Linked DNA regions of Homo sapiens: region 1 is linked to region 2. Evidence: read pairs that join two places in POLR2A ChIA-PET (ENCODE). Cell type or tissue: CD4-positive, alpha-beta T cell. All regions are shown on one strand. Links, peaks and the distances in the headings refer to the core of each region. The heading gives the core; the rest is flanking DNA.

Region 1 (15,485 bases), core at 2,662-10,661, 74 kb after region 2:
TCAAATGGTTTCTTCACTCCCTGGAGTGCTCCCTCAAAAGATTCCTACTGGGGTGTATGGCCTGCTGCCAGAAGGGATGGTAGGCCTTATTTTAGGAAGATCAAGTCTAAATTTAAAGGGAGTCCAAATTCATACTGGGGTAATTGATTCAGATTATAAAGGGGAAATTCAGTTAGTGATCAGCTCTGCTGTTCCCTGGAGTGCCAATCCAGGTGATAGAATTGCTCAATTATTGCTTTTGCCTTATATTAAAATTGGGAATAGCAAAACAGAAAGAACAGGAGGGTTTGGAAGTACCAACCCTGCTGGAAAAGTTGTTTATTGGGCTAGTCAGCTCTCAGAGAATAGACCTGTGTGTACAGTCACTATTCAGGGAAAGCAGTTTGAAGGATTAGTGGCTACTGGGGCTGATGTTTCTATTATTGTCTTAAATCAATGGCCAAAAAATTGTCCTAAACAAAAGCCTGTTACAGGATTTGTTGGTGTGGGCACCGCCTCAGAAGTGTATCAAAGTGCCATGATTTTACATTGTCTAGGCCCTAATAATCAAGAGAGTACAGTTCAGCCTATGATTATTTCTATTCCAATTAACTTATGGGGCCGAGACTTGTTAGAACAGTGGCATGCAGAGATTACTATTCCAGTCTCCCTATACAGCCCCACGAGTCAAAAAATCATGACTAAAATGGGATATCTCTCTGGTAAAGGACTAGGGAAAAATGGAGAAGGCATTAAAGTCCCAATTGAGGCTAAAAAAATCCAAAAAAAAAAAAAAAAAAGAAATAGGGTATCCTTTTTAGGAGTGGCCACTGTAGAGCCTCCAAAACCCATTCCATTAACTGGGAAAACAGAAAAGCCTGTATGGGTAAATCAGTGGCCACTACCAAAGCAAAAACTGGAGGCCTTACACTTAGTGGCAAAGGAACAATTAGAAAAGGGAAACATTGAGCCTTCATTTTCACCTTGGCATTCTCCTGCGTTTGTAATTCAGAAAAAATCAGGCAGATGGTGCATCCTAACTGATTTGAGAGCCATCAATGCAGTAATTCAACCCATGGGGACTCTCCAACTTGGGCTGCTTTCTCCGGCCATGATCCCCAAAGATTGGCCTTTAATTATAATTGAGCTAAAGGATTGCGTTTTTACCATTCCTCTGGCAAAATAGGATTTAAAAAAATTTGCTTTTACTATACCAGCCATAAATAATAAAAAACCAGCCACCAGATTTCAGCGGAAAGTGTTGCCTCAGGGAATGCTTAATAGTCCAACTATTTGTCAGACTTTTGTAGCTCAAGTTCTTCAACCAGTTAGAGACAAGTTTTCAGACTGTTATATTATTCATTATGTTGATGATATTTTGAGTGCTGCAGAAACGAGAGACAAATTAATTGACTGTTACACATTTCTGCAGACAGAGGTTGCAAACGCAGGCCTGACAATAGCATCTGATAACATTCAGACCTCCACTCCTTTTCATTATTTGGGAAAGACCAACAGAGAAAAAAGAGAAACTGGGAAAGAAAGGAAGAGAGAAAGTGAGAAGAGAAATCAGAAAGAGAAAGGAGAGAAAACGGCAGATGTGGAGAGCCAGGGAGAAAAAGAAAAAGAAAAAGAGACTGAGTGTGAAGGAGAGAGGACACGGGATGACAGACAGAGAGAGAGAGAGAGAGAGAGAAAGAGAGGGAGAAAATGAGTAAGAGAGAGACTGGAAAAGACAGAGATCAGAGAAAGACACAGAAGGTGAGACTGGGGAAAAAAATAATGTAAAAGAGAAAGACAGAGATCAGAGAGAGACACAGAAAGTGAGACTGGGAAAAGAAATAGTGTAAAAGGAAGAAAAAGAGAAAAAGAGAGAGAGACCATAAGAGAAGGGAGACAATGAAACAAAAAGTGCGAGTGAGCAGGTGAGGAGAAAGATTGAAAACTATGAGAAACAACAACTAAGAGACAAAGGAGAAGGGAGACTGCCTGGGTGCCGGAGCACCCACACTGTCCTCTTGCCCCCATCACTTGGGTTAAAACCATTGGAAATTCCACTATTGCAAATTTTGTATTAATCCTTGTATGTCTGCCCTCTCTATTGTTAGTCTACAGGTGTATCCAGCAGTTCCAGAAAGACAGTGACCAGCAAAAACAGGCCATGGTGACAATGACAGTTTTGTCAAAAAGAAAAGGGGGATATGTAGGGAAAAGAAAGAGAGATCAGACTGTTACCGTGTCTATGTAGAAAGGGAAGACATAAGAGACTACATTTTGAAAAAGACCTGTACTTTAAATAATTGCTTTTCTGAGATGTTGTTAATTTTTAGCTTTGCCCCAGCCACTTTGACCCAACCACTTTGACCCAACCTGGAGCTCACAAGAACATGTGTTGTATGAAATCAAGGTTTAAGGGATCTAGGACTGTGTAGGACGTGCCTTGTTAACAAAATGTTTACAAGCAGTATACTTGGTAAAAGTCATCGCCATTCTCTAGTCTCAATAAACCAGGGGCACAGTGCACTGCAGAAAGCCGCAGGGACCTCTGCCCTTGAAAGCAGGGTATTGTCCAAGGTTTCTCCCCATGTGATAGTCTGAAATATGGCCTCCTGGGATGAGAAAGACCTGACTGTCCCCCAGCCCGACACCCATAAAGGGTCTGTGCTGCGGTGGGTTAGTAAAAAAGGAAGGCCTCTTGCAGTTGAGATAGAGGAAGGCCACTGTCTCCTGCCTGCTCCTGGGAACTAAAAGTCTCGGTATAAATCCCGATTGTACATTTGTTCAGTTCTGAGATGAGAGAAAAACCGCCCTATGGTGGGAGGCGAGACATGTTTGCAGCAATGCTGCCTCGTTATTCTTTACTCCACCGAGATGTTTGGGTGGAGAGAAACATAAATCTGGCTTACGTGCATGTCCAGTCATAGTACCTTCCCTTGAACTGAATTATTAGATTCTATTGCTCACGTTTGTTGCTGACCTTCTCCTTATTATCACCCTGCCCTCCTACTACATTCCTTTTTACTGAAATAATGACGATAATAATCAATAAAAACTGAGGGAACTCAGAGACCGGTGCCGGTGCAAGTCCTTGGTATGCTGAGCGCCGGTCCCCTGGGCTCACTGTTGTTTCTCTATACTTTGTCTCTGTGTCTTATTTCTCTTTCTCAGTCTCTCGTCCCACCTGACTAGAAATACCCACAGGTGTGGAGGGGCAAGCCACCCCTTCAAACAGTAGCAACCTGCTTGGGTCCCCTTCCACACTGTGGAAGCTTTGTTCTTTCGCTCTTTGCAATAAATCTTGCTGCCCCTCACTCTTTGGGTCCACACGGCCTTTATGAGCTGTAACACTCATCGTGAAGGTCTGCAGCTTCACTCCTGAGGCCAGTGAGGCCACGAACCCAGTGGGAGGAATGAACAACTCCGGATGGGAGGAACGAACAACTCCAGACATGCCGCCTTAAGAGCTGTAACACTCACTGTGAAGGTCCGCAGCTTCACTCCTGAAGCCAGCGAGACCACGAACCCACCAGAAGGAAAAAACTCTGAACGTGTCTGAACATCAGAAGGAACAAACTCCGGACACGCTGCCTTTAAGGACTGTAACACTCACTGCGAGGGTCCGTGGCTTCATTCTTGAAGTCAGTGAGACCAAGAACCCACCAATTCCAGACACACCTTCATTTTGAGCCTATGTGTGTCTTTGCACGTGAGATTGGGTCTCCTGAATACAGCACACCATATGGGTCTTGATTCTTTATCCAATTTGCCAGTCAGTGTCTTTTAATTGGGGCATTTATCCCATTTACATTGAAGGTTAGTATTGTTATATGTGAATTTGATCCTGTCATGACGTTAGCTGGTTATTTTGCCCATTAATTGATGCAGTTTCTTCATAGCATCAATGGTCTTTACAATTTCGTATGTTTTTGCAGTGGCTGGTACTGGTTGTTCCTTTCCATGTTTAGTGCTTCCTTCAGGAGCTCTTATTGTAAGGCAGGCCTGGTGGTGACAAACTCTCTCAGCATCTGCTTGTCTGTAAAGGATTTTATTTCTCCTTCACTTACGAAGCTTAGTTTGGCTGGATATGAAATTCTAGTTCCAAAAATCTTTTCTTTCAGAATGTTGAATATTGGTCCCGACTCTCTTCTGGTTTGTATGGTTTCTGCTGAGAGATCTGCTGTTAGTCTGATGGGCTTCCCTTTGTTGGTAACCCAACCTTTCTCTCTGGCTGCCCTTAACCTTGCTGAATCTGACAATTATGTGTCTTGGGGTTGCTCTTCTCAAGGAGTGTCTTTGTGATGTTCTCTGTATTTCCTGAATTTGAATGTTTCTTTTTTCTTTTCTTGTCTCTAATCTTGTGTTCTCACTTTATTTCATTAATTTTATATTCAATCACTGATATCCTTTCTTCCACTTGATTGAATCAGCTATTGAAGCTTGTGTATCCTTCATGAAGTTCTTGTACTGTGGTTATCAGCTCCATCAGGTCATTTAAGCTCTTCTCTAGATTCTTCATTCTAGTTAGCCATTCGTTTAACATTTTGTCAAGGTTTTTAGCTTCCTTGCAATGGGTTAGAACATGCTCCTTTAGCTGGGTGTAGTTTGTTATTACTGACCTTCTGAAGCTTACGTCTGTCAAGTCATCAAACTTATTCTCCATCCAGTTTTGTTCCCTTGCTGGTGAGGACTTGTATTCCTTTGGAAGAGAAGAGACGTTCTGATTTCTGGAAGTTTCAGCCTTTTTGCTCTGGTTTCTCTCCATCTTTGTGGTTTTATCTACCTTTGGTCTTTGATGTTGGTGACCTATGGATGGGGTTTTAGTGTGGATGTCCTTTCCTGTTCTGATGTTGATGCTGTCCTTTGCTGATGTTGATGCTATTCCTTTCTGTTTGTTAGTTTTCCTTCTAACAGGCCCCTCAGCTGCAGGTCTTTGGGGGTTTGCTGGAAGTCCATTCCAGACCTTATTTTCTTGGGTATCAGTAGAGGAGGCTGCAGAACAGCAAATATTGCTGCCTGATCCTTCTTCTGGAAGCTTTGTTCCACAGGGGCACCCACCTGTATGAGGTGTCTCTCTGCCCCTACTGGGCGGTGTTTTTCAGTCAAGCTACATGGGGGTCAGGGACCCACTTGGGGAGGCAGTCTGTCCGTTATCGGAGCACGAACTCCGTGCTGGGAGAACCACTGCTGTCTTTAGAGATGTCAGGCAAGGACACTGAAGTCTGCAGAAGCTGTCTGCTGCCTTTTGCTCAGATATGCCCTGGCCCCTGAGGTGGAATCTGGAGAGGCAGTAGGCCTTGCTGAGCTGCGGTGGGTTCCGCCCAGTTAGAGCTTCCCTGCAGCTTTGTTTACACTGTGATCATAGAACGCCTACTGAAGCCTTAGCAATGGAGGACTTCCCTCCCCCACGGCCCCGTTAATTGATGCAGTTTCCGCACCCCCCCCACGGCCCTCTCCACCCTACCTGTCAAGCTCCAGCTCCAGCGGAGGATGCTCCAGGGACAGCGATGTCAGGACTGAGATGCAGGGGCTGCCTTAGAGTCTGGATGCATGGGGTAGCGGGGTGTGAGGCACCGGGCCGGGGTGCAGGGCCGGAAGGAACGTGCTGGATCTGGGATGCTACCAGACGGGGCGTCCCAAAGACCGAGGCAGTCCCGTACCTTACAACTCTCAGATGAGCTCCACGGTGGGCTTGGCCACCGTGACCCCTACTGCCGAGGCTGCTGCAGAGGAGCCGCCGCCACCCACACCGCTGTGGAGCAGCCGCACATGCTAGACTCCGCTTCAGTAAAGCCCGGGCGGTGAGTGCCGCCGCAGAGGCGAGCCCGCTCCAGACAGTGGCGGTTGCGTGAGCGCCCCTCCCCCCACCGGGCTTTGGAGCGCGGGCTCCCACGCCGGCCCGGAGAGCTGCCCGACTGAGCATGCGCGTCGCGCTGCCGAGCCTCCTGAGAGCCCGCGGGCTGGCGCCGACCTTTCTTGCCGGCTCCGGCGTGAGAGGCCCGTCGGTGTGAGAGGCTCAGCGTGTGTCGCCCAGTGTCAGTGCCTTTGGGGCGGGGGACAGCGTCCCCACTTTCCTTCTACTGAATCCTCGGGCCCGTGGGCAGAACCCATTTCTTTTGTTTGTGGGCCTGGGTACCTTGCAGGGCCTTTCTCTATTCCCCACCGGCTCAGGACCCATCCAGCTTGTACTTGCTGACTCGGGAGGGAACTCGGGACGTAGGGCCATGCGGGGAGAGGACCTGGCCTGATCTGGGAGGCAAGGGGCGGGGAGGTGTTAGAGAGTTCATCCTTCCCCACTCTCTCCGGGCTCGCGCTGCCTCGGGGATTCCCGTGGCGTCCTGGGAGTTCCCGTGCCACCTTCCTTCCAGCTGGCAGCTCTGCAGACACCTCCACCCGTGAACATCACGCTCAAGTTCTGGAGACAGGGAGGAGGGCTGGGGGATCCAGAGATCCAGCCTGAATAGACTTCTGCTCTCTGCTCAGCTAAGCACCCAACACTGAGAAATGAACAGGTCAATTGGATTCAAAGCCGCGCAATCATCTGCATTTTATTTGCACCTCATTTGCAAGTTGTTAATTTGCAACTCTGCTCCTTCCACTCCAGGTTCCTTCTCTCCCATCACCCCTCAGATTCCCCAGTGGCCCAGGAAAAAATATCTTGGTCTTTGCCAAGGTAGACTCAGCCTTGTCAGCAGGCCTGTCCTGTGTTCTCAGGGGAGGCCTTTACCCAAGGCCACAACAACAGCAGGAATCCCGAGTAAGACGCCACCTTGACGGCAGGGAAGGCTGGATCTTTTCACAGGGCAGAACTGATTTGATGAGGTGAACAGTAAGGTGAGCAGAGGTGGGAAAGGCCAGTGGGTGAATGCAGGAACAGCACCAGGAGCTAGAGCCCAACTCTGGCCTGTGGGCTGTCTCCCGGTCCTCAGAGGCGGGACGGGGTTCCTCCACCCACCACCACTGTTTCCCCAGTGATGTAGCTGGCATCTTCAGAGCACAGGAAAGACACGATGCCAGCACAATCCTCTGGCTCGCCTAACCTGGGGAATAAGGGAAGCAAGGAAGGAGGTAAAAATCAAACGGGTCTGCCTCCCTCACCTGGGACACGGGGAGTTAAATTTGCTTAATCAAGAATTATCAGATGACTTTTCAGGATCAGTGTACAAGCTTTCTGCCTATCAAATAGGGTTACCACGAGGATATGCTGTTATAATTTAGTATAAGCATACTGTACTCTGCAAAACTATTACCCATAATATTCAAATACTATAGAAACACACCGGTTTTTAGAGAGCTCAGGACACCAAAATCCAAAGTTATATAGATAAAATGGTGAGCAATTAATTATTTCATACTTCAAAAAAATGGTTTCACATGTGCACACACTAAAGTATCAGGGAGTCTGTGTGACAGTAAATGGTGTGTTTAAAATGATTCCATTTGTACAGGTTCAGCTTAGAACTTTTTCAGGAATCTATACTTGTGCCTTAAAGTCATGTTCATTTAGTGAGAATGTGCTAATTCTTATTTTATCAGTGACTGCATAGTTAGGAGACACTTTAATCTCCCTGCCATAGAATGCTCTAGAGGTGGGCAGAGTGAGTAACTCAAACCTAGAAGGGCTGAATTAATGCTTCTCCATTCTACTTGTATCTTGCAATCATTTGAGAGGCTTAAACCAAAAAAGAAAAGAAAAGAAAAGACAAAGAAAAACAAAAGCCCAGATGGTCAAGTCCTACCTTGGACCAATTAAAAAGAATCTCTGGGAGTGGGTGGGGCCTGAGCACCTGCAGTTTAAAAAGCTCCCCAGGTGATTCTAATGTGAATCCAGTATTGAGCTACATGGGCTAGATCATTCATTGGTGCTCTAGGTTGACAATCCCCTCACTTATTAATGAGTTATGAACCAGGCCTGCAGCTCATGTCTCACATCAGAATGGCTTTGGGAAGATTTGGGATGTCTGGACGAGTACAGAGTTAGGCATTACTGGCATTTGTCCTTGAAGCCAGAAGGTAGAGAGAGGCAGGGAACTTAGAGGAAAGGGAGCCCGACAAAGGTGCTTGAACAGTTCACCCAGCTCACTGGGGAAGAAAGTAACTCCTTAGGCAAGGGGAGTTTGGGGCTTAGTAAAACTCTTCATTCTTTTCATTTGGATTGTAGATCATCAACCTGAGTTTTGTAAACATGTGTCATTATTCAAGGGGACTAACAAAGCATGGTTTTGGTTATGGTCCCTGGTCTCCATGGATGCTCAGAGGTGGAGGCAATCCCCCAGGTGGAGAGAGGACTCAGGGCTTCTCCGAGACCTCTGCACTGCTGAAACCCCGATGTCTCTGTGTTTACCTTTGGAAAGGGAAGCTGACTTCTTGCTCAGGTCACTGTAGTGATAGTGTTTATGAATTCGTGGTCTGTGAGGCAGAAGAGAGCCTGCCTGTGTTATCTGTGGGACTGAGACAGCGGGCTGTGGGCTGCTAGGGACCAGACCTTCCCATCTTCATGTCTCTTAGTGCCCTTGCCCTCATGACAGTTTACCTTCTTATCCGCAGGGTTTCTTTCATGCTTTCCTCTTTTTCCTTGTCCATCCAGAGCTGTAGGAAGAAGGGAAATCTCTTTATGTTTTTTTTTCTTTTCCTTTCTTTTTTTTTTTTTTTTTTTAGAGACGGAGTCTTGCTCTTTTGCCCAGGCCGGACTGTAGTGGCGCTATCTTGGCTCACTGCAAACTCCGCCTCCCGGGTTATGCCATTCTCCTGCCTCAGCCTCCCGAGTAGCTGGGATTACAGGCGCCCGCCACTGCGCCCGGCTAATTTTTTGTATTTTTAGTAGAGACGGGGTTTCACCGTGTTAGCCAAGATGGTCTCGACCTCCTGACCTCGTGATCTGCCCGCCTCGGCCTCCCAATGTGCTGGGATTACAGGCATGAGCCACCCCACCCAGAAATCTCTTTATGTTTAAGAAGAGGAATCAATTAGGAAAAGAGGAAGTCAAATTGTCCCTGTTTGCAGACGACATGATTGTTTATCTAGAAAACCCCATCGTCTCAGCCCAAAATCTCCTTAAGCTGATAAGCAACTTCAGCAAAGTCTCAGGATACAAAATCAATGTACAAAAATCACAAGCATTCTTATACACCAACAACAGACAAACAGAGAGCCAAATCATGAGTGAACTCCCATTCACAATTGCTTCAAAGAGAATAAAATACCTAGGAATCCAACTTACAAGGGATGTGAAGGACCTCTTCAAGGAGAACTACAAACCACTGCTCAAGGAAATAAAAGAGGACACAAACAAATGGAAGAACATTCCATGCTCATGGGTAGGAAGAATCAATATCGTGAAAATGGCCATACTGCCCAAGGTAATTTACAGATTCAATGCCATCCCCATCAAGCTACCAATGACTTTCTTCACAGAATTGGAAAAAACTACTTTAAAGTTCATATGGAACCAAAAAAGAGCCCGCATCGCCAAGTCAATCCTAAGCCAAAAGAACAAAGCTGGAGGCATCACACTACCTGACTTCAAACTATACTACAAGGCTACAGTAACCAAAACAGCATGGTACTGGTACCAAAACAGAGATATAGATCAATGGAACAGAACAGAACCCTCAGAAATAATGCCGCATATCCACAACTATCTGATCTTTGACAAACCTGAGAAAAACAAGCAATGGGGAAAGGATTCCCTATTTAATAAATGGTGCTGGGAAAACTGGCTAGCCATATGTAGAAAGCTGAAACTGGATCCCTTCCTTACACCTTATACAAAAATCAATTCAAGATGGATTAAAGATTTAAACGTTAGACCTAAAACCATAAAAACCCTAGAAGAAAACCTAGGCATTACCATTCAGGACATAGGCGTGGGCAAGGACTTCATGTCCAAAACACCAAAAGCAATGGCAACAAAAGCCAAAATTGACAAATGGGATCTAATTAAACTAAAGAGCTTCTGCACCGCAAAAGAAACTACCATCAGAGTGAACAGGCAACCTACAACATGGGAGAAAATTTTCGCAACCTACTCATCTGACAAAGGGCTAATATCCAGAATCTACAATGAACTCAAACAAATTTACAAGAAAAAAACAAACAACCCCATCAAAAAGTGGGCGAAGGACATGAACAGACACTTCTCAAAAGAAGACATTTATGCAGCCAAAAAATACATGAAAAAATGCTCATCATCACTGGCCATCAGAGAAATGCAAATCAAAACCACTATGAGATATCATCTCACACCAGTTAGAATGGCGATCATTAAAAAGTCAGGAAACAACAGGTGCTGGAGAGGATGTGGAGAAATAGGAACACTTTTACACTGTTGGTGGGACTGTAAACTAGTTCAACCATTGTGGAAGTCAGTGTGGCGATTCCTCAGGGATCTAGAACTAGAAATACCATTTGACCCAGCCATCCCATTACTGGGTATATACCCAAATGACTATAAATCATGCTGCTATAAAGACACATGCACACGTATGTTTATTGCGGCATTATTCACAATAGCAAAGACTTGGAACCAACCCAAATGTCCAACAATGATAGACTGGATTAAGAAAATGTGGCACATATACACCATGGAATACTATGCAGCCATAAAAAATGATGAGTTCATGTCCTTTGTAGGGACATGGATGAAATTGGAAACCATCATTCTCAGTAAACTATCGCAAGAACAAAAAACCAAACACCACATATTCTCACTCATAGGTGGGAATTGAACAATGAGATCACATGGACACAGGAAGGGGAATATCACACTCTGGGGACTGTGGTGGGGTCGGGGGAGTGGGGAGGGATAGCATTGGGAGATATATCTAATGCTAGATGACACGTTAGTGGGTGCAGCGCACCAGCATGGCACATGTATACATATGTAACTAACCTGCACAATGTGCACATGTACCCTAAAACTTAAAGTATAATAATAATAATAATTAAAAAAGAAAAAAAAAAAAAAAAGAAGAGGAAAGTGAAGAATGGAAAGGGAAGAAACTGCCCATCCTCATGGTAACTGAGAGGAGGGATGGGGTGAGAGACTTCCCTCTTTCACTTCCTATTTTTTTCTAGCTCCCAGCTCTCCCCACTGCCCTCATCTGTTTCATTTGTTTCAGGTTCTAGTGATGCATTTTGCTGCGTCTCTCCAATTCTCATCCATGTAAGGAGGGAGGAAACAGTGTGAGTACAGTCTGAATACCTCAGTCTCCAGCCTATACCTCAGAAAAGGTGTGATAAGAGTGTGGCTTGTATAGGGCAGGTGGTACAGAGAGGGAATATGGGAAAGTCCAGGGAAGGAGAATGGAGTGGCTGAGAGCTCAGGACTCAGGTAGTGGGCTTCCCTGTCCAAGAAGATGGATGCCTTTCAAGGGGTCCCAGTCAAATGCAAAGCTCCCCTTCCTCACCATCCTGCTGAAGCTAGTCTTGATAAGTCCAGGTGCAGGCAGTTCACCCTAATGTTCCTTGGGGCCAGCTCTATGGCCAGGGTATTGTTGAGGCCCAGCAAGGCTGTTTTACTGACATTGTAAGGACTGAAGCCCTGGAGAAAGAAGAGAATGTGTTAGACTCATAGTTTCCAGGTCATTCTTGGTTCTAATAACTAGACATAGAGGGCAGTGCTCAGTAGGGATCTCCTGTAAGGGAGGGGCAGAGTTAGGAAACTGTCTTGTGGCTAAACCTCCCCTAGGTTATGGTTTGTGGAGGCAAGGCATCTATTTTGTGGGCAGGGACTTGGTGGTGTGATTCTACAAGGGGACACAAACTTCTTTGGGTAATAGGAGGGGTGGAAAGATGTGGAGTGGAGGGTGGGATGGAAGAGGTAGACAAAAGGGTTCTTACAGGAGATGGACTGAAGGCTGCTATGGAAGACACGATCACCACTGAGCCGCCTCTGGAAAAAGAAGAGAGCTGACCGTCTTCCCAGTGTGGACCACTGCCCTCAGCCTGTGTGGGGTCCCCTCTCACCCAGGCTCTCTCTCACTCTCTGTACCCTCGTTTCTCCATTTCTGGCACCACTGCCTTTGTCATCAGGGCTGGGGCCTTCACATTAATGTCCAGAGTCTGAAGCCAAGAGAAGAAGGGGAAACAGCATGAGTGAAGAGCACTGGAGGAGGCATGAAAAAATGAGGAGTTAGAGTGGGTTCCTAGGATGTTTGTCAGAGCTGACGAAGATCTTAGGATGATATACCTGCATCTTACACATGAAGGAACTGAGGTTCAGGGAGAAGTAGCTCTCACCAGCTGCTCAGCTAGATAATGATACATTAGGTTCAGGTGAGCAAAAATGGAGCCTGGTTCATCTTGTTTCATAATCAGCCAAGTATGATTTGGGCCAGAAGGGGCCTTTGGATTTGAGCTGTGTTTTCTCTGTTTCTTCCAAGTAGGTAGAGCCTGGAATTGTCAGCCTCCTGGACCTGCCCTAGAGTAGGCCATGCTTCTCAGGGAAAATGTGGCCTGACCTTGGATATGTGGGGTTGTTCTAGCACTTCTCTGGCTTCTGGGCTTAGGGAGTGAGATGTTCTTGGCCCTCTAGGAAGGACTGTCTGGCTAGGCATGGTTAGAAAGTGGGATCATGAGGAGTCACCTTCTGGGGAAGCTGGGGGACAGGCTACAATCAGAATCCCCACATCCATAATCTAAAACAAATGTATGACCCTGTTTACACTGTTCTAGACAACTGCTTATATTAAAATATTTCAATCTTACAGAAAAATTGGAGATAGAAGTACAATGAATGTCTAGATATCCTTCACTTAGAGTCACCAATTGTTCACATTTTGTCCTATTTGTCCTCTCTGTAGATCTGTACAGTTTTTTAAATGAACCATTGAAACTCAGTTGCAAGTTTTCTGAAAGATTTTATATAATAAAATCAAAAATTACAAAGAACAAAAATAAAAAAATGTAAATTAAAAAAAAAAAAACTCAGGGCTGGGCATGGTGGCTCATGCCTGCAATCCCTGCACTTCGGGAGGCCAAGATGGGTGGATCACTTTTAGGTCAGGAGTTCGAGAACAGCCTGGGCAACATGGCAAACCTCGTCTGTACTAAAAATACAAAAATTAGCCAGACGTGGTGGCATGTGTTTGTAATCCAAGCTACTCAGGAGGATGAGACAGCAGAATAGCTTGAACCCGGGAGGTGGAGGTTGCAGTGAGCTGAGATAGCACCACTGCACTCCAGCCTGGGTAACAGAGTGAGGCTCCATCACAAAAATAAATAAATAACCTAAAATAAAATAAGTAAACTCAGTTGCAGATAGTACAATGTTCTATCCCCAAATACTTAGCATACATTTCCAAAGAGTAAGGATTTTCTTTTACACAACCATAATCTGTTATCACAACCAAGAGTTTGACAATGATGATAATTTTATCTAACATATTGGCCTCAATTATCCCCCAAATGTGTGTGTGTGTTTTTTAAAGTCCAGAGTTCAATCAAGGATCAGCCATTATGTTTGGATTTGACATACTGTGATAGTTTAAAAAATATACAAATTAAAAGAAAAGTTATAGACACATATTTTCTTATGCTTTGCAGATATTGTTTTTTTTTTTTTTTTTTTTTTTTTTTTTTACAAATTGGAGTTTCGTGGCAACCCTGCATTAATTCGAGCCATTTTTCCAATTGCATGTGCTCACTTTGTCTCTGGGTCACATTTTGGTAATTCTTGGAATATTTCAGACCTTTCCATTATTATTATATCTGTTACGGTGATCTGTGATGAGTGATCTTTCATGGTTTTATTATAATTGTTTTGGGGTACCACAAACCACACCCAGAAAAGAAGGTCAACTTAATTGAAAAATGTTGTGTGTTCTGACTGCTCTGCCCTTCTCTCATCTCTCTCCCTCTCTGTGGACCTCCATATTCCCTGAGACACATTTACATTGAAATTAGGCCAACTATTAACCCTACAATGGCTTGTAAGTGTTTAAGCAAAAGGAAGAGTCACACATCTTTCACTTTAAATCAAAAGCTAGAAACAATTAAGCTTAGTGAGGAAGGCATGTTGAAAGCTGAGGCAGGCTGAAAGTTAGACCATGTGCACCAGTTAGCCAAATTGTGAATGCAAAGGAAAAATTCTTGAAGGAAATTAAAAGTGCTACTTCTCTGAACATATAAATGATAAGAAAGCAAAAGAGGTTTATTGTTAATATGGAGAGAAAGTTCTTATGTTCTGGACAGAAGATCAAACTAGCCACAACATTCCCTTAAGCCAAAGCCTAATCAGAAAAAGGCCCTAACTTTTTAATTCTTTGAAGGCTGAGAGAAGTGAAGAAGCTCCGGAAAAGTTGGAAGCTAGCAGTGGTTGGTTCATGAGGTTTAAGAAGCCACCTCTGTAACATAAAAGTGCAAGATGAAGCAGCGAGTGCTGATGTAGAAGCTGCAGCCAGTTATCCAGAAGATCTAGCTAAGATCATTGATGAAGGTGGCTACAGCAAACAACAGATTTTCAATGTAGATGAAACAACCTTCTAGTGGAAGAAGATGCCATGTAGGGCTTTAATAGCTAGAGAGGAGAAGTCAATGCCTGGCTTCAAAACTTCAAAGGACAGGCTTATTCTCTTGTTAGGGGCTAATGCAGCCAGTGACTTTAAGTTGAAGCCAATGCTCATTTACCATTCTGAAAATTCTAGGGCTCTCAAGATTTACGCTAAATCTACTCTGCCTGTGCTCTGTAAATGGAACAACAAAGCCTGAATAACAGCACATCTGTTTATAGCATGGTTTACTGAATATTTTAAGCTCACCGTTGATGGCTACTGCTCAGAAAAAGATTCCTTTAAAACTGTTACTGCTCATTGACAATGCACCTGGTCACTCAAAAGCTCTGATGGAGATGTACAAGGAGATTAATGTTGTTTTCATGCCTGCTAACACAACATCCATTCTGCAGCCCATGGATCGGGGGTAATTCTGACTTCCAAGACTTATTATTTAAGAAATACATTTTGTAAGGCTATAGCTGCCATGGATAGTGATTCCTCTGATGGATGTTGGCAAAGTTAACTGAAAACCTTCTGTAAAGGATGCACCATTTTAGATGCCATTAAGAATATTTGTGATTCATGGGAGGAGGTCAAAATATCTAGATTTACAGGAGTCTGGAAGAAGTTGATTCCAACCCTCATGGATGACGTGGAAGGGTTCAAGACTGCATCAGAGGAAGGAACTGCAGATGTGGTGGAAATAGCAAGAGAACTAGAAGCGGAGCTGGAAGATAGGACTGAATTGCTACAATCTCACGATAAAATGTAGATGGCTGAGGAGCTGGTTCGTACGGATAAGCAAAGAAAGTGGTTTCTTGGGATGGAATCTATTTCTGGTGAAGATGCCATGAATATTGTTGAAATCACAACACGGGATTCAGAATATTATAGGTACTTAGTAGAGTAAGCAGTGGTAGAGTTTGATAGGATTGACTCCAATTTTGAAAGAAGTTCTACTGTGGGTAAATGCTATCAAACAGGATTGCATGCTACAGAGAAATCTCTTGTGAA
Region 2 (14,760 bases), core at 2,983-10,982:
AGTTACTGAGGGGTCGCTAATGCCTTACTCAGGATGTGGTGCAGAATAGGTGTTTAATATGCATTTTTCAAAAGAATGTAGGAGGTACACCAAGAAGAGGTTGAGGATTTGGATCTATTACTGAAGATCTAGATACCATGAGCCAGAAGTAGGAATGAGAACCAGTCTTTCAGGGTTCCAAAAATGAGAGTGCAGGACAGAGGAGAGGAGGTAGCATCCTGGAATGCTGACTGTCTCATTTTCTCTCCTTCCTCTTCATTTTCTACCCCACTCCTGCAGGCCCTTTGCCTGCCTGCCCCTCTTTCCCCATGGTCCAATATCACTCCATCCATATCTTGCTACCTTTCTGTCCTTTGGCCACTGCTCTTCCTCTGTGGCCTATGTGTCTATTTCTTTGTATTGGTGTCTAGGTCTTGGTCCCCAATCTTATGTCCTGTCCCTTCCTTCTACCACTCTTACTGTTCTAGTCCTTGTTGTCCCCTACTCCCTTCTTGGTCCTCTCCTGGAAGACTTCCTTTCTTTATCCATCTCGTCCATGTGCCTACATCTTTCTGTCTCCTTTAATCCAAATCCCCATGGAGACCCTGACTTGTCCTGTCCTCTATCTCACATCTACACCTACTGCCTCCTTAGTCTCCTTCCTCTGTTCTATTATTCCTGGAGTCACACTGGCTTCATCTTTTTCATCCCTAGATGTCCTTGAGCCCATTAGTCTCAGTATTCATTTCTCAGTCTCCAGTGGATATGGGAGATGGGCTCTGCTTTCTGGGTCCCCACTGACTGCCACAGACTCTCCTCTCTGTGCCCTTGGTCCTTTCCTCTGGCCCAGACTGGGCCCAACCCTCACTCCCCCAGCTCCTTTCCCTGGTTTAGTGGTGCCTGGTCTGAGCCCCAAGCAGCTCAACTCGCCTGAGCTTGTTTAGTCTGACTCCCTTAGCCCGTTAGCAGCTTAGCCCTCCCACCTCTCCTTTGAGCCCTCCAGTAAACAAGAGGATCAGTGCAGACCTGACAGCTGCTGGTTGGGGGCAAGTGTCTGGCCAGGCCAGAGCAGGCATGAAAAAGGGGCTGCACTCAACACTTCCCATTCCTTCTTCAACCAGGGAAATTGTAGAGTCTCTTTCCTGGGTGTCCACTTTGGAGAGCTACATTCCATGGGCATGTGTGTGGGGTCCTGCCTCTCCATGATCCTCATTCCCATTTTGTGGTTGGTTCCTAGGCCTTAGGCTTTTTTATTCTTTTGAGAAAACAGCAGTAGATCCAGGCAGTCACACAGAGAAGCTTGAATGGTGACGATGGTTTCTGCTCCTTAAAACAGAAACCCAGGTGTGGGAAGAGAGTGATGTCATCTGATCTAGGTTTTCCAATATGTGTATGGAAAGCATGGTAGGAGAGACCACATACACATGCACAGACAGACATATATACATGCCTCCCCAGGGAAGCTGGGTAGACTGCAGGCATTCTGTGCAGTTCTCAAACTTTCTTTCTTTTCTCTTCTTTTTTTTTTGAGATGGAGTCTCTCTCTGTTGCCCAAGCTGGAGTGCAGGGGCACGATCTCGGCTCACTGCAACCTCCGCCTCCCAGGTTCAAGTGATTCTCCTGCCTCAGTAGGAGTAGCTGGCATTACAGGTGCCTGCCACTATGCCCAGCTAATTTTTGTATTTTTAGTAGAGATGGGGTTTCACCATGTTGGCCAGGCTGGTCTTGAACTCCTGACCTCAAGTGATCCGCCCACCTTGGCCTCCCAAAATGCTGGGATTACAGGCGTGCCTGGCCTTTAAACTTTCAAGCATGTCAGACTTGCTGGAAGGGCCTTAAAACACAGATTTCTGGGCCCCACCCCCGGAGTTTCTGACTCAGTAGATTTAAGGTGAGATCAGGTAACATGTATTTCTAGCAAGTTCCCAGGTGATATGGATGCTGCTGCTCTGGGGACCACACTTCAGAAACCACCTTCTTAGATAATCTGTATCTGCCAGCTTTTCCCCAACATATAAGGCTGGGACCAGGTTAAGTTTTATAAGTGATGACCTTTGGGGTCTGATGGACACCCAGGCCTCTGTGTTGAGAAAGAGGAACTATTAACCCCATGGGAGTATTTGGGTGGCCTCAGAAGGTAGGAAGTGGCCTTTAACTCCATAGACCCTATTTAAACAGCTTCGGACAGGTTTAAACATCTCCTTGGATAATTCCTAGTATCCCTGTTCCCACTCCTACTCAGGGATGATAGCTCTAAGAGGTGTTAGGGGATTAGGCTGAAAATGTAGGTCACCCCTCAGCCATCTGGGAACTAGAATGAGTGAGAGAGGAGAGAGGGGCAGAGACACACACAGGGAAAAGGTGAGAGAAAGCAGAGGGCATATGAGGCCAGTTACAAAAGTGTCTCCGACGGACTGGTGGTGATTAGATTTCAATGTCCCTTGAGGCCCAGAAGGAAGGAACAGAGTTCCCTGTTCTCTTTTTTCCTACTCTTTCTCCCAAGCTGGATTAGCAAGAATGGGAGAGACAAAATATGGTGGTCAAGTCCTGGAGATCCCCTGTGGGAAAAGTTGCTTTCCTTTCTGATGCGACGGCTATGAGGGGCATAAGACCAGTCAGCATGAAGATGGGGCAGAGGTAGAAATGTGAGGATTCTTGAAAATAGGAAACAGATCCAAAAGGCCCGGTGAGAGTGGGCGTGGGAGAGCTTATAGTCTCCAAAGACAGATGAGGGGCTGCAGGGCCTTGGAAGGTGGGGGTGCTGGGAGTTTGTCTGGTCCTCTTTTTCCAATCCCAGGCTATGCATGGCTAGGGCTGAGGGTTGTGTTCACATAGAGGGGTGGTGGTTCAGACCCATGTTTCTGTCCGAACTGGGAAACTGAGCACTTGGGAGTCGGATCATCAGTGAGGAGCTTTGTTGGGGAAGATGCTCCCTTTCCTTCTTTGAGAATAAGCACACTTGTACTCTCCTCTCTCTCCATTTCCCCCAACCCCAGGCCAATAAGATATGCAAATGATCTCCTTACCTTATTGGTTGGAGGCCTCAGGACCACAGATGACCTCAGAGAGCTGGCCCTTTAAGAATGCCCTTTGGGCTCTGTGCCCACAGCCCCCTGGAGCTGAGCAGAGGCACCAGGCCCTGCTCCATGGAGCCTTCAGTCTCCTGGGAAGCTGTGCCTGTCTGGCTCTGGCACTGACCACATCCTCTCGGCCATTTCTGAAGTGAGTATATCCAGGGCCTACCTGGGTGTCAGGCCGCTCACCTAGAACCCCCTCTTTAACACCTGCTCTCTGTTGTCTGTTTTCAAGAATCCTAACACCTTGGTACCCTACTCCACTCCCACCCTGACTGGCCTGTGTCCCTCACTGCTATCACGTCAGAAAGATAAACAACCTTCCCCACTACTCCTTCTGTACATCCAGTTCTTTCTGGATACCTCTCTCAGTGTCTCACCATCTCCTTTCTGCCAAGACCCAGTTCCTTTAATCTGTGTCTGTTTCCATCCCCTCTGTCCTCTCAAGGGTGACAGGTTCCATAGAGAGGGCAGCAACCCTGCCCTGGAACAGGAAGAGAGAGGCCTGGGTCTTCCTCTTTGCCTCTCTGGGTAGAGCCTGGGGGTCTGACATGTGGTTGGAAAGAAGGCTACCTAGGCTTGGGGCATCTAGAAGGAGCCGAAGTCTAAGCCCTGGGGATGAACACTCCATGCCGCGCACCTTCTGGGGGTGGGGTGGGAGTTACTGGAATTGGGAGCTGGACTAGAGCTTGGACTTCAAGGCTGGGAAGGGTATCTGAGGTCACCCAGCCAGAAGTTCCTCAGGTGAACATGTGCCCCATGATTGATAACAGACAGGAGAGTTCCTTGGTGACATAAGTTTAGGACACTTTTTGTTGAACTTGAACAGACGGTTTACTAAAGGATTGCTCAGGTTAATATGCTCTTGTGCTATGTGCATCTGTAAGAGGTAGGGATAGGAGGCAACATTTCTCAAAGTTATCTGAGCACAGACCTCTTCATAGGTATTGTTCAGAATCAGTGTTCTAGAGAACACTCTTTGGTATATGTTACAAAGTCTAACTGCCCTCATTGAACAGAAGGGAAAACGGGTCAGAAGGGTGAAGGTGATCTGCCAAGTTCACACAACGTAACAAGTTCTGAATAGAAGGAAAATCAATCTTGGTCTGTTCCCCTTGGAGAGACTGGCCTTGAGGAAAGATGGTGGCCAGTTGATTCTGATCTTTCTAGAACTAATTCTAGGACCTTTCTTTTTTCCATATAAAGCCTCTTGCCCCTACAAAAGGGATTCATTGATTGATTAATCCATAGAACAAATGTACACTGAGGGTCTTCTATAGGCAAGGCACTTCCCTGAGTGCTTTGAGAGACAGAGAGCTATAAGAACACATTATCCTTGGCTCTTAAAATTCACAGCATACATGCCTTCCCACTGTCCTAAAATATACACTCACTTTGTCACAGTTAATTAAGCAATTTAAAAAAATGGCTTGGAAATGGAATGATGCCTCTTGAGATGACAGACCTCTCGGCATGTCTCAGCACTAGGGTTGGGAGCACTGCCATACTGCTCTTGCTTTTCATAGATCCTGAGGCATCAGTGGGGCGAGAGGCTGTGCTGTCCTCTTCCTCCTTCAGGAATTCAGCTGCTTGTCCCCTGTCAGGAGCCCCTGCCCTCTGAAAGGTTACTCTTCAGCCTGGTGGGGACTCTGCAGTGAACAGAGCTGCACCATCCCTCTGGCTTTCCCAAACTCTTGCTCCAGGGCACTTGGGCTTTGAGGGAAGAGGGACTTGGTGAAGAGGGGATGGCAGGTGGCCTCCATGTGCTCCAGACCTCTCCTCCTCTTTGCAGGTGCACTCCTCCCAGCCCAGCTCCAGAATGGCCCTGCCCCCCAGCCCCCTGGCCATGGAATATGTCAATGACTTTGACTTGATGAAGTTTGAGGTAAAGCGGGAACCCTCTGAGGGCCGACCTGGCCCCCCTACAGCCTCACTGGGCTCCACACCTTACAGCTCAGTGCCTCCTTCACCCACCTTCAGTGAACCAGGCATGGTGGGGGCAACCGAGGGCACCCGGCCAGGCCTGGAGGAGCTGTACTGGCTGGCTACCCTGCAGCAGCAGCTGGGGGCTGGGGAGGCATTGGGGCTGAGTCCTGAAGAGGCCATGGAGCTGCTGCAGGGTCAGGGCCCAGTCCCTGTTGATGGGCCCCATGGCTACTACCCAGGGAGCCCAGAGGAGACAGGAGCCCAGCACGTCCAGGTGAGTGGTCAGCAAGCTGGCCTGAGGGGAGGCAGGGCAAGGAAGGAGGACTGCCCAAGAGAGGAAGGGGAGCTCCCAGAGGGGGTTATGGACTGGGACAGGGGACAGAGGGCAGGAGAAGGGGAGAAGGTCCCTTGAAAGCAATCAGATCGAGAAAACTACATTCTGCTTCTCCCCCTTTTCTTAAAATGGAGAGAAATGAGTAGGCTGAACCAGGAGGAGCAGGGAGAAGATAAGATTAGCAGAGAATCCAAAGGGAAGAATTGAGCTGGGGAGTGGGCGACTCCGGGGGGTAAACAGATACATGGTGTGTGGAAACCAGGGAAAGGGTTATGTGTGGAGTGGAGCTGGGTTAAGACTGGTTTAGATTGGCCTTTTCAAGACTTCGTGCTTCCCAGCCCCCAACCTTCTCAGGAAGGATTGGGACTCATCCTATTAATTACAGACACAGATGGGGGTGTTGCGGGCATTAGGATGTAATCCAAATCCTGTGAGGGTCACCGGGTTGCAGGCTTCAGGACAGGGAAACGCAGCGCGTTGGAGGGTTGGGGGCTGTCTGGGTGCGGGTCCACTGGACACACCCGGGCCTGGAGCTGGATGCCGGGGATCCCAGAGACGAGCCCGGGGTTTAGGTGCGCGACGGGCTCGCCTGACCGTGGCCGGCCCTGCACCGTGGGGCGCCCGCCTGACTGGAGCAACGGTCAGCTGGGGGGCCCGGGGAGCGTCGGGGCCTGGGGCGGGCTCTGGACCGAAACAGACTGCGTGGAAGGGCGAGCCTTCCGGTGAAGGTGGGAGCCGGGGCGGGGCTGTCCCGGGGCGGAGCCAGGTAGCGTCGGGCCCTCAGGGCAGAGCCGGGTGCGACCTGGCGCTGACCCGGTTTCTGCATTCTCCCTCCGCAGCTGGCAGAGCGGTTTTCCGACGCGGCGCTGGTCTCGATGTCTGTGCGGGAGCTAAACCGGCAGCTGCGGGGCTGCGGGCGCGACGAGGCGCTGCGGCTGAAGCAGAGGCGCCGCACGCTGAAGAACCGCGGCTACGCGCAGGCCTGTCGCTCCAAGCGGCTGCAGCAGCGGCGCGGGCTGGAGGCCGAGCGCGCCCGCCTGGCCGCCCAGCTGGACGCGCTGCGGGCCGAGGTGGCCCGCCTGGCCCGGGAGCGCGATCTCTACAAGGCTCGCTGTGACCGGCTAACCTCGAGCGGCCCCGGGTCCGGGGACCCCTCCCACCTCTTCCTCTGAGCCGTTCAGAGCACCTTGTGGTGTAGTGGGGGCTGGGTGGGGTGGCTCCGCCCAGGAGGCGGCTGCACGGTTCTCTGCATCGTTACCAGAGCGCCTTCTGGTCCTAGCCACGCCCTGTATGACCGCGCAAATATCCCCAAAGCTTTTGGGTCCTCAAGTCATGCCCGAATTTAGATGCTGGTCATTTTCTGGAGAGGGGTCCCCTCCCCTTACGAACACAGAAACCCAGCCCACATGACTAGCACGCTGAGCTCTGCAGGGACCAGTGCCAGGCACTGGGGGGTGGAAGTGTGGTGACACAGTGAATGGGAGGTGGAGGAGGGTTGCAGCTCCCACCTCAGTTTAGTTTTTAATTCAGGGTTTTCAACCTGTAACACATTAAAGCTGTAATTAGCAATGAGGCTGTATTTTCATTCTGAAGCTTGTAACCTCCCCATTTTAGCACTACAGAATTTTCAAGATTTCAATATCCAACAACTAGATAGATTAGGACCTCTATCCGAGATGCTTTTTCCCTGCCCAACCCTGTGGCCTTCAGGGCTCAGAGCAGCAAAGGCCTGAAGAGTGAGCTCTGGGGGTTGTTGGTGTGGGTTGGGAGAGAGCTGTGTGCAGAAGTCTGGAAACCTGGGTCCTAGTCCCAGCTCTTCCATGGGATCCCCCTGTCACCCTGAGCAAATCAGTTGCTTCCTGGACTTGTGTTACTTCATCTAATTCTCATGTGGATTGGACGACTTCTGCTCCCTTTCCAGTTCTGGCATCTCCCCAGTATGGAAGTCCCGGTGGTCTCCCCAAGAAGTCCCCAAGACAATCTCGCCAAAGGCACCTCCTATCCTGCTGCAGTTTCCCAGCTGCAGCCTAGGCAGGGGATGCACAGCCCAGGCGAGGAAGCCTGGCTTCTCTGTGAGCACATACGTGGGTCCTCGGCAGCTCCCTCCAGGCTGTCTGGGCCTCCAGACCTGCACAGGGTGCTCCTGCCACCTCCCACCTCTCTGAGGGCTGAGGTGAGACTTCTCCTGGGATGACAATTTGCTGAGAGAGTGCAGCTTTTGTGAATTAAACTTGAAGTCCAGGCAGAATTCTAATGCAATAAGCTAAATGTTCTTGCAATTTAAGAAGTGTTCATTCTTTATCCCTGCTTCAGGCTACTGTTTGTGTGTCTGTGTGTGGGAGAGGGAGAGAGAGGGAGAGAGAGAGAGAGCAAGAAAAAGGGAAGTCCCCACCTGGAGCTGGGTGGCACATCTGTTATGGAGAGCCAATGGAAATGGGGTGGAGGGGCAGGCATTGGAACAGATGGATCCTCCCCCTCTCACCACCACCACCACCAAACTCAGAAGCCTCAGTGGCCCAGCTCGGCCTGTCAGTGGCTATCCAGGTCTCACAGTTTCCATGGTAACCCAGTCCTCCAGTTCAGCAGGCTAAGGGGAGGGCAGATGGGGCCTCTGGGCAGAGCACAGGCGTTGTGCTGGGAGCAGCCGCCTCACGAGTTACTGTCATCTGTCCTCTACCGGACATAATAAATGGGAGAAGCTTTCGGGCATGGGGGAAGAGGCTCCCATATGTCCCTCTTCCTTTCTACCCCCTCTCTCCACCCCCTCCCCAGCTGTCTCTTCTCTTCCCATCACAGTTCTTGCTCCCTCTTTCCCCTCCTCTATCCCAGCTCATCCCTCCTCCGCTTAGGAGCCTGCAATGGGAGTCCTCTCCTCCATCGCTCTCAGAATTTCTCTCGTCTCCTCTCCCTTCCCCACCATTGGCCACTGGCCATCCTCTCTGGCTCTGGATTCTCTCTCTGAGGGGCTCACAGAACCTTTAGCTTCTCTTTCTTCATCCCCTTCCACACTCATTGTTGAAGGGAGAGGATGGGGCAGGGAGGGTCCTTCCGGGAGCCCAGCTCTTTTTCTCTCACTCTAAATTTCACCTGTGTCTATCCTTGCCTGCCCTGGAGCTGTAATTCAGACCCACTACTTTTCTTGTTCACTTTTCTCACCTGCATGGCACACAAAGACAGACAGAACCATCCATAGACACCTGAGCACACAACTAGGCCACATATACAGTACCATACCTGGGTCTCAAAATGATACTCCTGGGTTACCTGAGTATACTTAAAAAAACAAAGTTGCACACTGTGGTGATTAAGAGTAGTGCTTTAGGTGGGGCGCAGTGGTTCCTGCCTGTAATCCCAACACTTTGGGAGGCCAAGGAGGAAGTTTGAGACCAGCCTGGGCAACATAGCGAGAACCCTGTCACTACAAAAAAATAAAATAAAATAAATTCAGATGTAATGGCATGCACCTGGAGTCCCACCTACCCAGGAGGCTAAGGTGGAAGGATAACTTGAGCCCAGGAGTTCGGGGATGCAGTGAGCCATAATCGTGCCACTGCATTCCAGCCTGGGTGGCAGAGTGAGACCCTGTTTCAAGTTGCAGTTCTACCAGTTTTTTGACCATGGGTGGGTTAAAATCAAGCCTCACTTGATTGTCAGAAAAATGGTGAAAATAATGGTAACCACCTACTGAGAATAAATGCATTTAAATAAGCACTTAGCATAAAGTTGACACATGCTACGTAATGATATTTGCTGTTGTTGCTGATGTGATTGTTAAGTGTGTGAATCTGTGTGTTCATGCACTGCACATCCCTGAGTCCATGAGTGTGACCCATTAAGGCCATGAACAGACACACACATTGACACACCCGGGAAACCAGACTGTATAGGCCTTAGATGCTCCACTATGTTCCCAATTCACTAGCAGACCTGCTGCCCTCCTTCAGTATCCCCCAGCACCTGCTCTTGGCCCGCCCCACAGCTGTGTGGGGGCTGGGGTTCAGCTCCTGGGGGACTCAGCAGGGCCTCTCTGGAGACAGCTATAAGAAAGCTTCAGCCTGCCCTCCTGACAGCCCGTAATTATCCTCCTATCTCCTGTAATTATTCTCCATGGTGCCTAGACCCCCTGGGGTTGGGAGGTGAGGGAGGGGGCTCCTCAGATCCCACTGGCACATAGCTGGGGTAAGACTGCAGAGACAGCAGCCTGCCTGGGGAGCTCTGTCTCAGATTTTGAAAGGTGCTGGTCCTCATTTCTTATGGTGTGTGTGGGGGTGCTGCAGGCTGCCCAGTGGGCATCTGAGGCATGATGGTTAGAGGCTGAGGTGCTAGGAGCAGTTCTCTTTATTAATGGCTAGAAAGTCAGGATCACCCAAGGAAGTCACTGAGGGGCCACAGCATTGAAGGGTATGGGGTTTGGAGAGATAGGAGCAGGACCCACCACTCACGTCCAGAACCCAGGGGGCACACCTGGTCCAAGAGGTGGAGGCATTGGTCACTGGAGTCACGAGGGTCAGGACAGGCACCTGGGAGGGGGTGGGAGAGTCATAAGCACTCTCTTCTACACTACACCCAGCCTAGTTGGGCTCTACCAAGCCCCACTTTGCACCCCCTGTGTCCACTCCTTTGGAAGCCCCAGGACTCACTGAGAGGCTGAGGGAGTGTCGGTCCGGAGGGAGGCAGTCACGGGCTAGGGCTGGGAGTCGTAGCCAGTGTGCAGGGCCTGGGAGCCCCAGGGCTGATGCCCTGGCTGGCGTAGTACTCCACCACCTGCCGTGGCACCTCAGCCAGGACACACTTGGCGAGTGCAGAGGGGGCAGCCTAGGGTGGGGACAGTGATGTGGTTAGGGGTGAGAGGAAGAGTAGGGGAGGCAGGGTCATCTGAGGGAGAAGTGGGGCTTCAGGGTGGCCAGCTGGGCTCCCGCGTCCTTAGCAGGACATCAAATGGTGGAAGACGAAGGTCAGATTTGGGGGGATGAGAAGCTGAGGAGTCCTTCAGCCGGAAGGGGCCCGGGGGACTCACATCCTTGAAGTCTCGGAAGGGCACGAACTGGACAATGTCTCGGGCTGCAGGCACCCCTCGGGGGCAGCGCAAGGGGCCGTCGTCGCCATCCAGCAGCCGCATGTCAGAGAAGTCAGCATTGCCCACGCCTACGATGATGATGGACATGGGCAGGCGGGAGGCACGCACGATAGCAGTGCGAGTCTCAGCCATGTCGCTCACCACACCGTCAGTGAGCACCAGCAGCACCGAGTACTTCTGAGGGCAAGCAGAGAGGGTGGAAGGGTTGGCTTTGTGTGCAAGGGCGTTGACACCGTTTCCACCAAGGTGCAGACCCTGGCCCTGGCACCACTTAAAGACACATGGGACAGCTCCTGTTTGCCCGCCATGTCTTCCTACCGTGGCTTGGCCGGTGCTCTGCTCCCGCTGGGCCGGCTCAGCCACACGGTTGATGATGGGGGCCACATTGGTGGGGCCGTAGAGCTGGATCTGGGGCAGGCAACGACGGTAGGAGGCGATGACCCCTGAGATCTCTGTGAGTGAAGAGAAGTTGTGAAGCTGGCAGAAATGAGCAGGGCCCCCTCCTGACACTCCTTAAAGCAAGGAAATGCTTCCAGGTCTGAGGACTGCCCTCCCCTCGAGTTCCTTCATTAAGCAGTGGGAGAGTTGGATGGTCCCTTGGCAGGGAGAGTTGGGTGCAGATGCTGGGCCTCGGCCCTGGAAGCCTCACCTGATAAAGACAGGCCTGGGATGGGTGGAAGGGACAGGAAGCTGGGCCCTGGGGAGTGGAGTCTGTGCTCCTGTGTGGAGTGTGTCTGCGGGGAGGCGGGGCAGGTGAAAATCTCCCCTTTTACCTTCACATTCAGGATTTTCCGGGTCAAAGTTGATAGCAAAGTCATGGGACACCTGTGAGGGCAAGGCGGGAGCAGTGAGGGCCTGCCTTTTCTGCCTGACTGACACGCCCCCCATCTCCTTCTTTCCCTCGCATCTAGCCTACCTCGAAGTTGGGGGGGATTCGAGCCCCAAAGCCAAAAGCTGGGAACCGCTTATCACTGGGGAGAAGAAAAAGCTGTGGAATCCGTTGGGCAAGGCCTCCCTGCCTGTTCCCTCCCGCCCCACTCTCTCCTACCTGTCATAGTCCTGGCAGATGCCTCCCACTGCACGCAGGGCCTGCAGGTAGTGGTTGGGCTGTCGGGGACTGAGGCAGTGCAGGGACTGGCTGCTCCTCGGGTCCCCATTGGAGGCGGTGAAGTCAATGGCCACCTGGGTGGGGGTGGGAAGAAGGTCATGCTGCAACCATGAGAGCCACCAGATTGCCTAGGCCAGAGCTGGGATCTGTAGGGAGGACTAAGATGAGTGGTGGGGAGGCTACAGGTAGCCACATAATGATGTGGGGGTGCATAAGCTGACAATGCGAAGGCTCATGAGCAGCCCAAGTTGGGGCAGTGGAGATTCTGGGCTCCTTCCTTTCACTATGGACTCAGCCCCTCCCTCTTGCCTGTGTGCCCTCCCTCTGAGTCTTTACCGTGAAGCTGATCTGGCAGCCACCCATGATGTAATCCAGGAAGGTGTGCACCTTCTCCACCTGGAGGTAGGGAGAGGGGTAAGGCGAGGGGATGGGGTGGTCCTTTGAGGAGGGAGCTTGGGTAGGGCTTCTGTGGGGAACATGGGGGAGCCAGAGTTTTTTGGGTTGCAGTTGGGGGTGGTTTCCAGTTCCCAGAAGCAGAGAAACTGGTCTTTGAAACAAGGGAAGGGTTGAACCTGAGAGTGTGGTAGGGGCAGGGGCTGGGGCAAGGCTTGAAGCAGGAAGTGAAATTTACCGTGCACTGGGCCAGCACTACCGTCCCTGAGCTCTTGTAATTCTTCTTCTTGTCCCGATACTTGGGGTTGATACAGTCCCACTGCATCTAGACCCCACCCCACAAGCTCAGGGTCACAAGTCCATCAGGTGACCCCTCTTTCTCCCTTCCAGCAGAGCCTCCCAGAGCAAGACCCCCATGGTTCCGTCCTTCAGCTGAGCCCAGGTGCTTTCCACCCTCTCCACTTCCTATCACCTATGGTGGTCTCTTCAGCATCACCCTCAGGATTCTCCCAGGGATCTGGGTGGGATTCTGGGGGTGGGGTATTTGTGGCACCTCCTGCCCAGGGTTTGCCGTCCCTTCCTGCATCTCCTGGAAAGTGCTGGTGAACTCGCCGATGAAGTCATGCTTCCCACTGGAGTCATAGTCATACACCAGGAACTGAGAAGGCAGGGGGAGGGGTGGGGTCAGGTTGGAGATGCTCTGCGGTATTCACGGTGAGTAGGGGGACTCGGGGACTTGGAGTAGGGGGACTTGGGCCTTAGAGTCTCCATGCCCAAACAGACATCCTCAGCCTGCCCGGAGAGGCCACCTGCTGAACTTTGTTCTTTGGCTCAGTCTGCTAGGGACTTTGGCCACTGATAAAATGCACACATGTGGGAAGTTTAACATTGAGCTGTGACCTATTATTTATCCCACAGTGGGATGTGATTATCACTTGGGGGAGAGGAGGGAGGCTTGCCACATGCAGGGGAAAGGTCTTAGATAGCAGATTGGTTGCTCTAAGTAGGCTGTGCTGGCTTGGCTGGGACTTCACCTTGAGAGGTCGGTGAACATCACAGCTGCATAGGGAATGCAGGGACAGGCGGAACGGCTCCCAGCTGGGGTTCAGGTTGTTCTTCACCACCTTGGAGAGGCACCAGGTGGCTGGTCAGCTCCTGTCTGTGTCTTCTTACTTTACTCTCCCTCCCTTCATCCCCATAGCCCCAGGCACCAACCTCAGTTCTCCAGACCAGCTGATCACTTTGGTCCTCGTTGGTCTTATAGATTTCCATGAAAGGGTCAGACTTGCTGAACAGATCCTGAAGATACAGGAGAAAGGGCCCTTGAGGTTGGTGAGAGCTGCAAGGAGGGTGGGGGATGGGCTCCCACTGGGAAGAGAGCAGGCCTGGGCTCCTGGGATCTGTCTTGAGTGGGAGGCCTAGGAGTGACAGGGGAGTTGGGGGCCTGGACTCTGGGGTTCCAACCTTGTTGTCCAGCTTGTAGGCTCTGAAGGTGAGTTGCACATAGTCGTTTGTGCCTGATACCTCCTCGGCCACGATCTGCAAGGGGGATACAAGTGGCAGGACTCCCCTAACCTTACCACAAGGGCCACCCCATCCCCTTTCCCTTAGGTGGGGGTGGTCCTGGGCATGATGTCACCATAGGTGTCCATGCAGGGGCATTGAATACCTGGACCAAGGGTGAGTACAGGTGATCTTGCCTACCGTGATGGTGGACTTGCCCGCAGTCTTCCCATTCTTCAGCAATAATGGCTTAGTGACCTTGGTTTGTGACACAATCTGGGGATGGAGGTGGAGGGAGACCCAGCTGTGACATCCCCATCTGCCTTGGCCACGTACAAGGGATGGAATAATAAATGCTCTGAGTGTCTGCAAGGGTTGGCACTTTGAGTTGGGCTAGGGTTGGGCTCAATTTTTACAATAGTCTGAAGAGGGAAGCACTCTGACCACTCCTCCATTTTTTAGATAGGAAAACTAAGACTCAGAGAGGTTAAGTATCTTTCCTGAGGCTGCACAGCTAGTGAATGGCAGAGATGGGAGCCAAGGCTGGGTTGAACTAGCTCTAGAGCTCATGTTTTCTCTCTTTTTGGCTTCCAGAGGCAAAGCTGATGGAGGTAGGGTAGGGTAGCCGGGGAGGCCGGGAATGCAGACCTGGCCCAAGGTGCACTCCGTAGAGCCGAGGAAGGTATCATTTCGGGGGCTGGTGGCTCCGTCCTCGGCATCGAACACGTGGAACTGCAGGGGCTGCTTCTCCTCAAAAAAATACTCAAGGGCCAGCACCCGGGAGAAGACAGGGCTGGAACAGGAGCGAAGCACCTCTGTGCGCTCTACCTGTGGTAGTGGTTGAAGGGAGGCGAGGGCTGTCTGGGAACCGAGGATACTTTTCCCTGTCCTGGACTGCCCTAGTCATGCCAGCTCTTCTTGGGCCCCCACGTCCCCAGCAACCAGCTCTTCTCTTCCTAAGCTGATCCCTGAGCTTGGGGTGCTGCCTGCCCACTGGACTCTCAGTCCTCCGGGCTATCATGAGGCCTTTGGGAGCAACCCCACTGCCTCTGGGTCAATCTCAGGACCCTCTGGGACACCATCTCCAGGGTACCCAAGCGGCCTCGAGAAGGCGCCGCAGAGTCCACACATTTCCCTGCAAGGCTTTCACTGCTCCCACCCAGCCTCCCTCTTTCCCAAGCTTAACCCAGGTTAGTTAAGGAGAAACCTGAGCTGCTCTCACCTCCACCCACTGCTCATCAGAGTAGAGCTTGAGCAGCACGCAGGGGTGGGGTTTGGTGAGTGTGTCCCGGTCCAGGAGGCCATGGCAGGACACCCGCAGCTCCACCCGAGAGGCCCCCAGCGTCATGGTTGGGGGCTCAGGCAC

The links. Peaks named below come from ENCODE experiments on the same cell type or tissue, not always from the same donor. Only the 100,000 strongest peaks of a DNase experiment are listed, where the experiment ranks them.
Region 1: POLR2A ChIA-PET joins it to region 2 with 6 read pairs; 7 of 35 experiments call an interaction of 5 or more read pairs at or near these places.

What each region holds. Positions count from the first base shown.
Region 1 is chr14:23,997,417-24,012,901 of GRCh38, reverse strand. It overlaps DHRS4L2 (dehydrogenase/reductase 4 like 2), which reads right to left. Exons shown (of 8, transcript NM_198083.4): 4 at 11,969-12,039; 5 at 11,818-11,869; 6 at 11,385-11,518; 7 at 8,510-8,565; 8 at 6,499-7,016. The coding sequence ends at 8,532. It also overlaps the pseudogene DHRS4L1. Among named protein-coding and RNA genes, the nearest start is that of DHRS4L2, 16 kb to the right of the region's middle. In CD4-positive, alpha-beta T cell, for the core only: no CTCF peak of the experiment used is centred there; DNase peaks (open chromatin) are centred at 5,410 and 5,831; H3K4me3 peaks cover 1,171 bases.
Region 2 is chr14:24,072,961-24,087,720 of GRCh38, reverse strand. It overlaps CPNE6 (copine 6), which reads right to left. Exons shown (of 17, transcript NM_006032.4): 2 at 14,617-14,760; 3 at 14,043-14,222; 4 at 13,596-13,670; 5 at 13,356-13,430; 6 at 13,107-13,190; 7 at 12,926-13,015; 8 at 12,445-12,549; 9 at 12,130-12,216; 10 at 11,835-11,894; 11 at 11,439-11,572; 12 at 11,307-11,361; 13 at 11,164-11,215; 14 at 10,709-10,842; 15 at 10,331-10,567; 2 more. The coding sequence ends at 9,991. It overlaps NRL (neural retina leucine zipper), which reads left to right. Exons shown (of 3, transcript NM_001354768.3): 2 at 4,846-5,253; 3 at 6,153-9,059. The coding sequence starts at 4,873. The coding sequence ends at 6,485. Among named protein-coding and RNA genes, the nearest start is that of CPNE6, 8.8 kb to the right of the region's middle. RefSeq lists enhancers at 4,555-5,469, 6,902-6,951, 10,114-11,027, 10,806-12,005, 12,346-12,415 and silencers at 5,892-6,061, 6,272-6,591. In CD4-positive, alpha-beta T cell, for the core only: no CTCF peak of the experiment used is centred there; DNase peaks (open chromatin) are centred at 6,210 and 6,540; H3K4me3 peaks cover 1,466 bases; H3K27ac peaks cover 430 bases.